2 separate regions of the Homo sapiens genome follow, and region 2 is linked to region 1. A link is a contact called in ENCODE Hi-C data. All regions are on one chromosome and are shown on one strand. The core of a region is the stretch at or near the end of the contact, and the rest is flanking DNA. Distances in the headings are between cores, read along the strand shown.

Region 1 (6,604 bases), core at 1,052-3,551:
TTCATCAGCTGATGGTTATTTAGCTGAATTTTATTTTAACTAAATGTTATCTCTGATAACTGGCAGAAGCTTAAAATCAAGACATAAGTGTGTATCTTTCTATGTTGAACGTATACCTAAAGAAGTATACTTATTAGGAATGACAATTAAAATCTCGTACTTGAAAAATCGATACTTTTTTCTTTTTTCTTTTTTTTTTTGAGATGGAGTCTCACTCTGTCGCCCAGGCTGGAGTGCAATGGTGTGATCTCTGCTCACTGCAACCTCCGCCTCCCAGGTTCAAGCTATTCTCCTGCCTCAGCCTCTTGAGTAGCTGGGATTATAGGTGTGCACCACCATGCCCGACTAATTTTTGTACTTTTTAGTAGAAATGGGGTTTCACCATATTGTTCAGGCTGGTCTTGAACTCCTGACCTTGTGATCCACCCGCCTCGGCCTCCCAAAGTGCTGGGTTACAGGCATGAGTCACCACGCCCGGCTGATACTTTTTTCTTTAAATTTTTTGATGTGTATGATAATATTGTGGAAAGAAAAAGTAAAGCCTTGCCCTATGTTTTTTGGCTCTTCTGATCCCCCAGGAAAAGAGAGGCATGCATATAGGTAGACCAGGTGAGTGACAGCCCTCAGGAAGAGAAAATAAAAGAGGAGAGATTCAGATCAAGACTTTTTCTAGTTTTCAAATATGAAAGGTTAAGAAGAGAAAGGGCATTTGCGGCTCACAGCCAACCAGCTGGTCGGCATTCCTACTACCCAAATATCTAAATGACATAAGGGTGAATGTGGGGTGAGGGTGAGAACGGGAAAAAACACAGGCCGCAAATTCAGTCCCATCTGGCACTTCATAAGACTTAGTATTTTCATCTTTGTCCTTCCAAATTTATAGGTTTACTCTTGCCCAACCTTCATATTGTTTTTATGGGTCTCCAGGTGGGTCATGCGTAGGAAACTTTAGGGGACTACTTCATACTTGGTGGGAAGTACTTAAACTTGTAAACCCCAAGCTAAGGGTAGTTATGATCCCGGTGGGTGGCCAATTCTCCCCTTAAACCTATGTTTATCCTGCCTTTCCTCCCCCTTTTCTTAAACGAGTCGGGACGGAGAGCTGAGTCACCTGAGACACAGAGAAGGGACTTTTGAGAGTGTCTTCCGTCCCATTTGCGGACGTTAGATGAGCACACCGGGATCCTTGACTCAGCCCGCTCTAGGCGTGGGCGTTGTGTCATTCCCCACACGTGACACTCTCCCAGGCGGCAGAAACCTCACTTGTCATGGGACTTATTCACTCCAGTGACTCCACCCCTTACCTCCTCTGTTCCCCAACCTCCCACTTACCCTTTCCGCCCCACTTCAAGACTTGAGGAGAGGAGGGTGGCTGGAGCCTGGAAATGTCCCCGTCCCAAGTTGGCCAGAAGTAGCAGACACACTATGTGGGAAAGTGCCACATGTAACGTTCCAGTTTCACCCTTCTCCAGAATGCTATCACCCTTCCTGTTTATTTTTTAATAACTTGAGATATAATTCACACGCCATATGATTCACTCACTTAACGTGTAAAGTTGAATGTCTTTTAGCATATTTAGAGTTGTGTATTCATCACTATAATACATTTTTTAGAACATTTTTATTATCCCAAAACGAAATCCCATACCTATTAGCAGTCACTCCCATTTCCCCTCATCTCACCCTTGCTCTTCCATAGCACAAAACAGTTCTATTCTATTCGAGACCACCTTTCCACTTGGGCAGACCCTGGTTATGGTTTTTTTTCCCTCCCTTTCTGTTTCCAGTTTTTTTCGGAGCCCGGAATTCTCAATCTGGGTAATTGGTTTGAGTCCCGGCTCAGCCCGTTTCCCGTTGTAGCTGCGTGACCTTGAGAGCAACGCCACTTTCCTGGGCCTAGTTTCTTTGTCTGTGAAACGAGGTCCAAATATCTACCTCTTTACGCCTGTTGTGGGGATGAAGTGAGTAGGTGCTTTGTGAGCTTTAAAAAGCCATAGAAATGCCAGCTAAGTTAACTCGTCACTCTTCCCGAACCCCTCCCTTTCCCCTGGGACCCGCCCCGCGAATCCCGCTGTGGATGGATACTTCTCCCCACCCGCCGACCGCAGTCTTTCCCATTGGCGCCCGCACCGTCTTCGCGGCGCCGGGTGTTGACGCCATGGCTTCCTCCGCCAGCGCCCGAAGACGCTTGGCCCCGCCCCCGGCCGCGCCTGGCCTCCCGCGGCGCCCCGCCCATCGGGCCGACGCGGCGCCGGCCCCGCCCCGCGGATGACGTGTGGCGCGCGCGGCCGGGCCGCCCCGGCAGTTGGTGCAGCGGCGGTTGGGGTGAGAGCGCCTACGCCACCCCTCCCCTCCTCCGGCCCCGGCCCCCACCCCGCCGGGCCCAGCCCCAGCCCCGGCCCGGGCTCCAGCCCTAGTACCCGTCCCAGCCCGAGTCGGGTCCGTCCCGTGCGGGCAGGTGCCGCCCCTCTGCCGGCGACGCCCCGGGCCGCCCGCCCGTCCGCTTGCCACCATGGAGCTGGAGGACGGTGTGGTGTATCAGGAGGAGCCCGGCGGCTCCGGGGCCGTGATGTCGGAGCGGGTGTCCGGCCTGGCCGGCTCCATCTACCGCGAGTTCGAGCGGCTTATCGGGCGCTATGACGAGGAGGTGGTCAAAGAGCTGATGCCGCTGGTGGTGGCTGTGCTGGAGAACCTGGACTCGGTGTTCGCGCAGGACCAGGAGCACCAGGTGGAGCTGGAGCTGCTGCGGGACGACAACGAGCAGCTCATCACCCAGTACGAGCGGGAGAAGGCGCTGCGCAAGCACGCTGAGGAGGTGAGGCCGGCGGCAGGGCGGGGGCCGCGGGATCCGTCTCCGGGGGCGGCCGGGGCGGGGTCGCGGCCCGGTCGGGGACTAGAGGCGCGACGGGCCTCCTGGAGGGCGGGCCTGAGGCCGATGCCCCCTGGGACCGATCCCGGCGGCCTCCAGGTACCCCGGGAGCCAGGCCGGCGTTGGAAGCCGAGGCCGGCTACTGAGTGTCCTGGGAAGGGAGCGAGATGGAGGAGGCAGGGCCCGGGGAGGAAGCGGCAGCCTGGCCTGAGGACACCTGGGGTTGGCCAAGGGCGGAGATTGTTGGGTGTCTGGTTGCTTCTTGTTGAGGGAAGTTTCCGACCACCGTGGGATAGTCAGATGGCGGTTCAAAGTTTTACCCTTGGGGAGGGGGACACTTCTGCCCTGGATATGTAACTTCCGCTAGTTCCAGTACCTTTCCAGGGGGTTGCCTTGCTTTGGGAAGTTAGAGATCTCCCTCTTTCGGTCAGTTTCTTCTTGACGTTTTAATCTTGTTGAGAAAGACGTCTTATTTTATGTTCTATGTGCCTTGGTTGACACTTTGTCAACTTTTAGATGTTGTGTGGCAGTACTCAATAAATATATAAACAATTTCGTTGGTATCCCAAACCAAAGCATTCCTCCGTATCAGGTTGTAACCTTGGACAGTTCCCTTCAAAAACCCTCCGTTTATTTATAAAAAGGATTGGGGGGCGGGGTTGGGAAGATGTAGGTGACAGTTGGCAACACTTTTTCCGTCTGAGTTTCCTTCTTAGACTGCTGTTTATACGTGCATTTGGCCACCTGTTAACTCTAGCACCCGAGCAGTGACCTGGGCGCCCTCACCTCGACTCTGTGAACCTTTTGGAGTTCTAGGGTGCAAGTGATAGGTCCTTGGCTTCTTGAGACTGACAAGGAGTTTAGCTTTCAGCCTGCGTTGGCGTTATTTCTGTGGACCTTATCAAAGGCAGGTGATGTGTCCTATTTTTGTTTCTCAAGCACCTAGCACACCTGCTTAAATACATGGTGATCAAAGGAGGCGAAATAACTAATTATTGAAGGAATGACATAGTATTTTTCAAAAAGACTTGAAGAGTTTTTAGGATGTGAGGTTTGTAGCTCATTTCCTGACACTGAATAGTAACACCATTAAATTTTTGTTTTATTTTGTCACGTATACCTTTGCATCTGGTTAAATAGTTCTTTTTCCTTTTTTAAAAGCTTGACTGTAGTGATGATTTTTAGTTCTGATTGTGGGATCCAATTTTCTCAAAGGAATGCTATTGAATTTGCCAAACAAAATTGCCTTTTTTTTTTTTTTTTTTTGAGACGTAGTCTCACTCTGTCGCCCAGGGTGAAGTGCAGTGGAGTGATCTTGGCTCACTGCAACCTCTGCCTGCCGGGTTCAAGCGATTCTTGTGCCTCAGCTTCCTAAGGAGCTAGGACAACACTCCCCGCTCATTTTTGTTTTTTGTAGAGACAGGATTTCTCCATGGTGCCTAGGATGGTCTTGAACTCCTGGCCTCAAGTGATCTGCCCACTTTGGCCTCGGGCTGACCATCCCAGTGCTGGGATTACAGGCATGAGCCACCGCACCCCGCCAGAATGGACTATTTCAAGAGCTTTTCCTTTCATATAGGGAAGGAAGGGATGAAAAACCAAATAATGATAGGATCACAATTTCCGCTTGTTTGTTAGCACTCTTTATAGAACAGAGGTCAAGTGCTACTTGCTGCTTCATGCTCATATAGCCCCTTGCCAGTGTGTGGATATACATGGAAGTGACTGGGAATTAACCACATGTACACACAGGTGACAAGCAAGCCTGACATGACCTTTTACCTCACGTAAAATAAATGCTCCCTCCAGCCTTAAACTCCTGTCAGTCCGTGTAAATATGGGCAAAATGCCAGGGTCACACGTGCCAAGAAAACCATCTGCCACAGGTTGCAGAATCAGAAAACAAAATTGCCCGACTGCTAGACTCTGGGTTCCCTATTAATTTCTTGAGTAAATGACTCTAAAAAAAATAGGTTATCCAATGAATTTATTTGTAGTTTATATTTTTTCAGTTACATCTGTAAATTCTCCATAGTGAAACCATTGGGCAAAGGGTCATGACCTGAGAACAGAGAACATTTATGAAATGCTAAATGAGCCCACTCCCAGGCCACAAACATAAACACACCTTGTTATCAGTTTTCTTTTCTCTTTTTTTTTTTTTTTGAGACAGAGTCTCTCTCTGTCGCCAGGCTGGAGTGCAGTGGCACGATCTCGGCTCACTGCCTCCCGGGTTCAAGCAATTCTTCTGCCTCAGCCGCCCGAGTAGCTGGGACTATAGGCACGTGCCACCCCGCCCAGCTAATATGTATATATATTTTGTATTTTAGTAGAGACGGGGTTTCACCTTGTTGCCCAGGCTGGTCTTGAACTCCTGAGCTCAGGCAATCCACTCGCCTCAGCCTCCCAAAGTACTGGGATTACAGATGTGAGCCACCACACCCGGCCATCAGTTTTCACATAAGATCATAAATTGTGTGTTGCTCAGTATCCAGAAATTGTCTCCCTTTGGCCAATATGTAGAGTGAATTCTGTGTTTAGTTTTCTGTGAGTGCTTTGTTTGCGCCTTTTTTTTTTTTTTTTTTTTTTTTGAGACGGAGTCTTGCTCTGTCACCCAGGCTGGAGTGCAGTGGCACAATCTTGACTCACTGCAGCCTCCGCCTCCCGGGTTCAAGCGATTCTGCCTCAGCCTCTTGAGTAGCTGGGATTACAAGCACGTGCCACCACGCCTGGCTAATTTTTTTGTATTTTTGGTAGAGACGGGGTTTCACCATTTTAGCCAGGATAGTCTCAATCTCCTGACCTCGTGATCTGCCCGCCTCAGCCTCCCAAAGTGCTGGGATTACAGGCATGAGCCACCGTGCCGGCCTGTTTGTGTCTTTAATGCGGAGACCAAGAGTCTTTTATACCAAAGTAAGTGCCTCAGGGTATTTACAGCAAAAGTGATTTGAAAGCATGGAAATTATCCATCACCAGAGAGAGTAAAGTAAATTCTGAGCACCTCTGTGGAAACTTAGGTGGGTATGTAGATAGAATGTTTTAGGAATGTGTGAGGTGCTATGATCTCTTGCTTGCAGGAATTCTCAGCAAGGCATCAAAAATTTAATCTTTATATTGATAGGACATATTTTGAATACCTTCTGACTTTTTCCTTTGCTTTTATTTGAATTTCTAGTGTGGAGCTAGTCTGCTGTTTTAGGGATTCTTTAAAAACAACCTAAAGAAGGGCTAATTTTAGATAGATTTGGACCGGTTTCAGATGCTAATCAAGAAATCTGTCATCTTATCGCCCATCACTCTCTCCTTTGGGCTGCCTGTGACACACCTCTCCATTCTTTAACCAAGACCCGTCTGATGCCTTTGCCCATGCTCTAGAATGCTCTCCTTAGAATTTTACATAGCTAGCTCCTCACTTTCTACTCTGTTTCAATTTCACTTTTTCAGCCAGAACATCCTGTTGACTCTATCCAGAATAAGCCCTGTGAACCTATTGAATAATTTATTTTAAAATCAGTGACTTTTAAATTTAAATTCTTTTTGGAGACAGAGTCTCAATCGCCTAGGCTGGGGTGTAGTGGCACAGTCACAGTTCACTGCAGCCTCAATCTCTTGGGCTCAAGTGATCCTCTTGCCTCAGCCTCCTGAGTAGCTAGGACCACAGACATGCGTTACCACACTGGGCTAATTAAATTTTTTACAGAGACAAGGTCTCACTGTGTTGCCCAGTCTGGTCTG
Region 2 (6,030 bases), core at 1-2,500, 570 kb after region 1:
AGGTATGGTGACTTCTCGTGGATCAGGCGGTTGGGGACCCTCTGGGGTGTAGATGAAGGATGGCTTCCTTTCCCTCCAGCAGGCATGGGCACTGAACTACTGACCGTCGCACTTCGGTCCTTGTCCCGGGAGGAGCTACCCCTGGCGAGGACTGGTGCATCAGGCAAGCCAGGGGCCTCCACCCACCTTCTCCCAGGCCCCCCAGCACCTGCTCCATTTCACTCAGCACCCCAGTAGGACCCCTGCTCCCAGCCCAACCCACCTTTCTGAACCATGGGGGAGACTGTGGCCTTTGTGCTCCCCCTTATGTTTTTTGGGGGGTGAGGAGAGGTGGCTCATTGGGGGCTCCTTGCCAGGTTAGTCTCCCCCAACCTCCTGGGCCTGGCGGTGGGAAGGATGGCTGTGAGGTCAGGGCGGGTCACAATGGGCAGAATGGTTCTTGGGGCTCCATTCTTACCCCTCCCCAGGCCCCTCCCCCGGCCCTTCCTGGAGCAGCTGCTTGGAGGCATCTCTCTGGCAGGCCTGGGTGTGGCCCCACTGGAAGGCAGCCTACTGTTGGTGGCTGGACAGGCCAAGATCAGTAGGGTCTGGGACTCGACCAGGTGAGGGACAAACAGAGGAAACCAGACATGGGGACTCCCTCACTCAGCGCCCACCTGCTGGGACTCCTGTGGGGCCAGGTCCTGGGCCAGACTCCAGGACACCTAGGGAATCAGAGACCTCAGGGAGTTCAGCCTGGAAGTGGGACTGCAGGCAGACCTAAATAACGAAAGGTCCATGCAGCAATAAAGGACTGTGACAGGGCACAGGGTACTATTGGAGAAAGGCCCTTGACCCAGCATCCAGCACTGGGGTGCAAGGAAGGCTTCCTGGAAGCAGTGTCAGAACAGTCCCTGAGGAGCTGGCACTGCACTGGAAGGAAGGGGAGAGGAGGGAAGGGATGAGGACGGGAGAGGAGGGGAGGAGGGCCTTACAGCCAGAGCCAGGTCTCAGGAGCAGACCGGAGGTGGGGTGGGGGAAGGGCCAGGCATGCAGGGGTGGTCCAGACTGGCACTGGGGACCGGTGTCCGGAAGACCCTCCACTGGGCCCGCAGGCAGGCGCAGGGAGTGCCCTAGGGGCCCGCTCGCCCGCCCGTACCTGCGGCTCGCGGCGAGGCCTGCACCGGCGCGGGGCAGCAGAAGGACGCGGCCCAACCAGGCCCGCGCGCCCAGCATGGCTGCTCGGGGCCGTGGGCCCGGCCGCTGAGGACAGGAAGGGAAGTCAGGAGGCTGCGAGGGGCGGGCCGGGCACCTACGGAGCCGCGGGCGGGTCTTCGCCGGGACTTGGGACAGTGTGGCTGGTCTCCGAGCGTCGCCCTGCGGCGGAGCGCAGAATTGCAGATCAGGCACCCGAGCCTTGGGAGGACCCATTCTGTGCATAAAACTGGGCTCTGCCCCTGCCTGGGGAGGACAGCCCTTCTCAAGGGAATAGGGAGAGTTGTGGGATCTAGGGCTGGGAGATGCTAGGGACATGGGATGCCAGAGCTTCAGCTCATTTTGTCCAACCCCTGCCCATTTTACAAATGAGAAATGAGATCCAAGGCGAAGGCGTACCTTGGCCAGGTCCACCAGCTAACAAGGTTTGCTTTTTGCAGCCTCCTCGTCTCTAGGTCCTACTCAAATCCTACCCACTCCAGGAAGTCTTCCTTAAATAATACTGATGAGCCCATTTTATGTCTCATAGGTTACACATGGCCTCATTGGCTACATTCAGCCAATATTTATTAAGTGCCTGCCGCCTGCCACTCTGCAAGGCACTGAGTATACAATGGTGGGCAGAGAGAAACAAGGCTCCTGCCCTCACATGGCTCACAGTCTGTTGAGAGCGGCAGATGCTAATTCGACAGCCATACCGATAAACACCCACGTGACAAGTCCGTGAGGGTATAACGTAACAAGTGACCTGATCTGGTGGAAGGGGCAAAGGATGAAGGCTTCCCTGAGGAAATCACATTTGTGAAGCCATGGAGAACGAGAGAAAGGAACTTGGAGGGTGCTCAGGGGGAGTGCTGGGGAAGGAGGCAGAGGTACAGTTTGTGCAAAGGTCCCGTGGCTTGTCAGTGAGTCCGGGCTGAGCAACTGCAGAAAGAGGGAAGACAGGCAGTAGATGAGGGCAGAGGCAAGATCTTGGAGACACTCGTGAACTGTAAGAAGGGGATTTTTATTTTTTGAGACAGAGTCTCGCTCTGTCACCCAGGCTGGAGTGCAGTGGTGTGATCTCGGCTCACTGCAACCTCCGCATCCTGGGTTCAAGGCTGGTCTCGAACTCCTGACCTCAGGTGATCCATCTGCCTTGGCCTCCCAAAGTGCTGGGATTACAGGCATGAGCCACCATACCCGACCCCATTTTTTTTTAGCCAGAGTCTCACTCTGTTGCCCAGGCTGGAGTGCAGTGGATCTTGGCTCTCTGCAACCTCCACCTCCTAGGTTTAAGCGATTCTTGTGCCTCAGCCTTCCAAGTAGCTGGGACTACAGGAGCGCGCCACCATGCCCAGCTAATTTTTGTATTTTTAGTAGAGACGGGGTTTCGCCATGTTGCCTAGGCTGGTCTCAAACTCCTGACCTCAAGCGATCCATCTGCCTCAGCCTCCGAAGTGCTGGGATTACAGGTGTGAGCCACCGTGCCTGGCCAGAGAAGGGGATTTTTGATGACAGTAGAAGCAAGCTATTGAAAGGCTTTAGTCAGGAGGGTTACCAGTTAGATCTGCGTTTTGGAAAGATCCCACCAGCTTCCCAGTGGAGAATGAACTGGAAAGGGGCAAGAGTGAAAGCAGGGGCAGATAGGAGGCTATAGCAGCACCCAGGGGGAGATGGGGGAGCAGAGATGCAGAGAAAGGGATGGGCTGGAAGTCGGTCAAGGAGGAAACGTCGTCAGGATGGGCGGCGACAAAGAAGGCGGTGTCCAGGGTGACTTGCAAGGTGGGGCCGTTCCCTCAAGAGAGGGCATGGGGTGGGGGTGGGGGGACAACTCATGGGGTTCATTGTGGGACCTGTGGGTTTGAGATGTGCACATGGAGGCAGAGATGACACTGCTTGGAGGACAGAGGAGAGGCTTCAGGAGAGAGGATTGGGGGTCTTGACTGTTGAGACCATGTGGGTGTGGAGCTGATCCAGGGAGACCATGCAGAGGAGCAGAGAAGAGGGCTCAGGTCCAGGCTTAAGTAAGCCTGTGAAAGACACAGATGGAGGCAGGGCATGGTGGCTCACGCCTGTAATCCCAGCACTTTGGGAGGCCGAGGAGGGTGGATCACCTGAGGTCAGGAGTTTTAGACCAACCTGACCAACATGGAGAAACCCCCATCTCTACTAAAAATACAAAATTAGCCGGGCATGGTGGCGCATGCCTGTAATCCTTGCTACTCGGGAGGCTGAGGCAGGAGAATCGCTTGAACCCGGGAGGCGGAGGTTGCGGTGAGCCGAGATTTCATGATTGCACCCCAGCCTGGGCAACAAGAGCGAAACTCTGTCTCAAAAAAAGAAGAAAGAAAGAAAGAAAGAAAGACACAGAAGGGAAGCAGCCAGGGTGCAAAGGACAGCACCCCAGAGATGAAGGACAGAGTGCCTACATGTCAGACTCCTGAGGGGCCAGCCTGGCTGGGACAGAAAAATGTCCACTGGCTTCAGCAACATGGAGGCCATTGGTGTGCTTAGTGGGCGTCGTTCTAGTGAAGTCAGGCTGAGAGCAGAAGTTGCCGAGTCGGCTGAGGAGGAAGAGGAAAGGGAGGGGAGACAGAGAGAGATGATGGGTGCTTGACATGAGAGGATAGATGGGAAGACACTGTCAAGATGGATGGAGCTAATTAAGACACATTTCGATGGGAAGGATTCGTTTGAGAGAAAGTGGTGGACGCCATCAAGGATAGAAGAGATGGTGGTCCTGGGTGACTCTGAGAATGTGGGGTGTGGCGGGTTGTTGGAAGGGTTGGCTAGCCGGAGGGTCCAGTGGGTGCTCCAAAGAACATGTTCTGGCTAGAAGGAATGAGGTTAAGCTCAGAGAGCCAGAAGCCTGCCTTGAATGTAGAGGAATCTGGGGTGATGACAAACCTCCAAGTGTGACCATGGTGAGGGTCATTGAGAGGTCAAGGGGCCATAAGGTCCTTGGATAATGGAGCGACTTGAAATTGAGGTAAGAGCTGGATGAGAAGACCATGAGCCAAGACCGAAGCATCCCAAAAGTGAGGTGGAGTGGCAGCCCCAGGCAGGGAAGAGACAGAATGACTTATGGCACCAACCTCCTAGCAGGAGGGGTCTTATAAGGAGGGAGGCAGGAAGCAAGGCTGCCAACTTTTTTTGTGGGAAACAAAACAGCTCCCCTTGGGAGTCCTCGGGGGGATCCAGTTTAGAAGAAGAGAGCCTGGGTGGCAGGGCCACAAAGGGTGGATCAGGGGCCAAGAAGGATGGAACATCCCAGGTTTGGGTGCAGCAGAAGATATTAATAGATGGGTGCTGGACTCTGGGTATTGCCTGGCAAAACCAGGAGTGAAAGCCATGATGGGTTCGTGCCTCATGGTCAGTCTTTGAAGAGGGTGGACTCTGAGCTGAATGGACACGCCTGGGGACATCCACATAGTAACCTCACAAGGAAGAAACTTCTGATCCCGTTTGACAAGTAAGGAAACGCAGGCACAGAGACATGGAGAGGGTAAGTAATTTACTCAAGGTCACAGAGCATAACCACTTATTACTAAGTGATTCTTGTTAGGGTCAAACCTTGGAGCAGAACTTTGAACCCTGTAAGTCTGACTCCTGAGCAGGTGTTCTTGTCCATCCTGTTTGTAACTGCATTGTGGGACTCCCTTCCCCTACCCCCACCTCAGGAAGGGGAGTGGCATTGTGCCTCTCCACTCACCGACTCTGGTGGAAGGCCATTTGTCCCTGAAAGGGGGATGGAGGCTGGCTGCAGGCTGCCTGCAGAGCCAGACCCCAAGCACTGAGGACACATCAGTGTCCAGTGGTCCAGTGATCAGGGAGCATTGAGAAGAAAAACAGGCGAGGGTGGTCATAGGGGCCCCTCCTGGATTGAGTACCAGGCCTCACCCCACCCTTGGTTTCCCAGACTCCACATAAACCCCCAGAAGGGGTCCGATTCCTCCTGTGTGGCTAAGACTGAGTTTCTCGCTAGCCTTGGCGAAGCAAGGGAGAGGGCAGAGTTACATTTAAGGTGACTCAGTAAAACAAAGGAGCCTGGGAGCTCCTGCACTTGGCTTCTGCCACAGCCGCATCACGTGCCCCTGGCTTGTCTACCCTGCTGCGCTCGAGCTCCTGGAGGTTGGATCCCTCCAAGGTGAGCCCAGCACTTTGTCCACAGCAGTCAGTCAATATTTGCTGAATTAAATCTGGGGCCCAGCCTGGGATCTCCAGGCCTTGGAGCCAGACTGTCTGACTCTTGAGTTCCAGCCCCGCCCCATGCCAGCTTTGTGACTTTGAGCATGCCATTCAACCTCTCTGAGCCACGGTTTCCTTGCCTGAAAAATGGGAGTAGTGCCGGCTGCAAGGTGAGATACCTGTGCAATCGCACTGCAGTGGGCTTTGCGCTTGGTTTCATGCTCTGTTGTCCCTGTTTTGAAATTCTTCATACGATTTTGAACAAGGAGCCCCTACATTTTTATTTTGTATTGAGCCCCACAGATTATGTAGCCGGGATCCTGAACGGAATTAACAATATTTTCTACCTCAGAGAGTCGTTGCAAGCATTAAATAAACTGATCTGCTTAGCACGTAAGCAGTACCCAATAAATAGGAACAAAGGCCTATTGTCTCTTGCTGTTAGCCCAACCCCAGTGCCCATGTGTGATAAATGAATGAAATGACCGAATTGAGTGACAGCCTGGCAGCATCTGGAAGCGAAGGTGCCTGGGTGACGGGGGATGGAGGTGAGGGTTGAGAAGAGCTGTAAAGGAAGCGGGGCAGTTTTGCACCCCACGTTGTGCAGCTGCAGTTTCCTAAACAGCCGGTGATCCACGCTGTGGTCGAGACCCGGCCGCCACACCC

The links. A loop is a pair of places that touch in the nucleus more often than their neighbours do. Pooled maps may share reads with other maps.
Region 2: a pooled map shows a loop between it and region 1 (6-fold over the local background). The contact joins the promoter of SPATA20 here to the promoter of SPAG9 in region 1. A Hi-C loop is called at or near these places in 1 of 168 maps with a recorded cell type or tissue (naive thymus-derived CD4-positive, alpha-beta T cell) and 7 of 50 pooled maps.

What each region holds. Positions count from the first base shown.
Region 1 is chr17:51,116,565-51,123,168 of GRCh38, reverse strand. SPAG9 (sperm associated antigen 9) reads left to right here and starts at 2,301. Exons shown (of 30, transcript NM_001130528.3): 1 at 2,301-2,815. The coding sequence starts at 2,513. RefSeq lists enhancers at 950-1,209, 1,819-2,048, 1,565-2,379, 2,669-2,788, 6,167-6,266 and 2 more and silencers at 2,189-2,568, 2,819-2,898, 2,919-3,048.
Region 2 is chr17:50,542,394-50,548,423 of GRCh38, reverse strand. SPATA20 (spermatogenesis associated 20) reads right to left here and starts at 1,250. Exons shown (of 17, transcript NM_022827.4): 1 at 1,139-1,250; 2 at 657-704; 3 at 1-141. The coding sequence starts at 1,215. It overlaps EPN3 (epsin 3), which reads right to left. Exons shown (of 10, transcript NM_017957.3): 10 at 4,674-6,030. RefSeq lists a silencer at 971-1,240 and an enhancer at 4,868-5,368.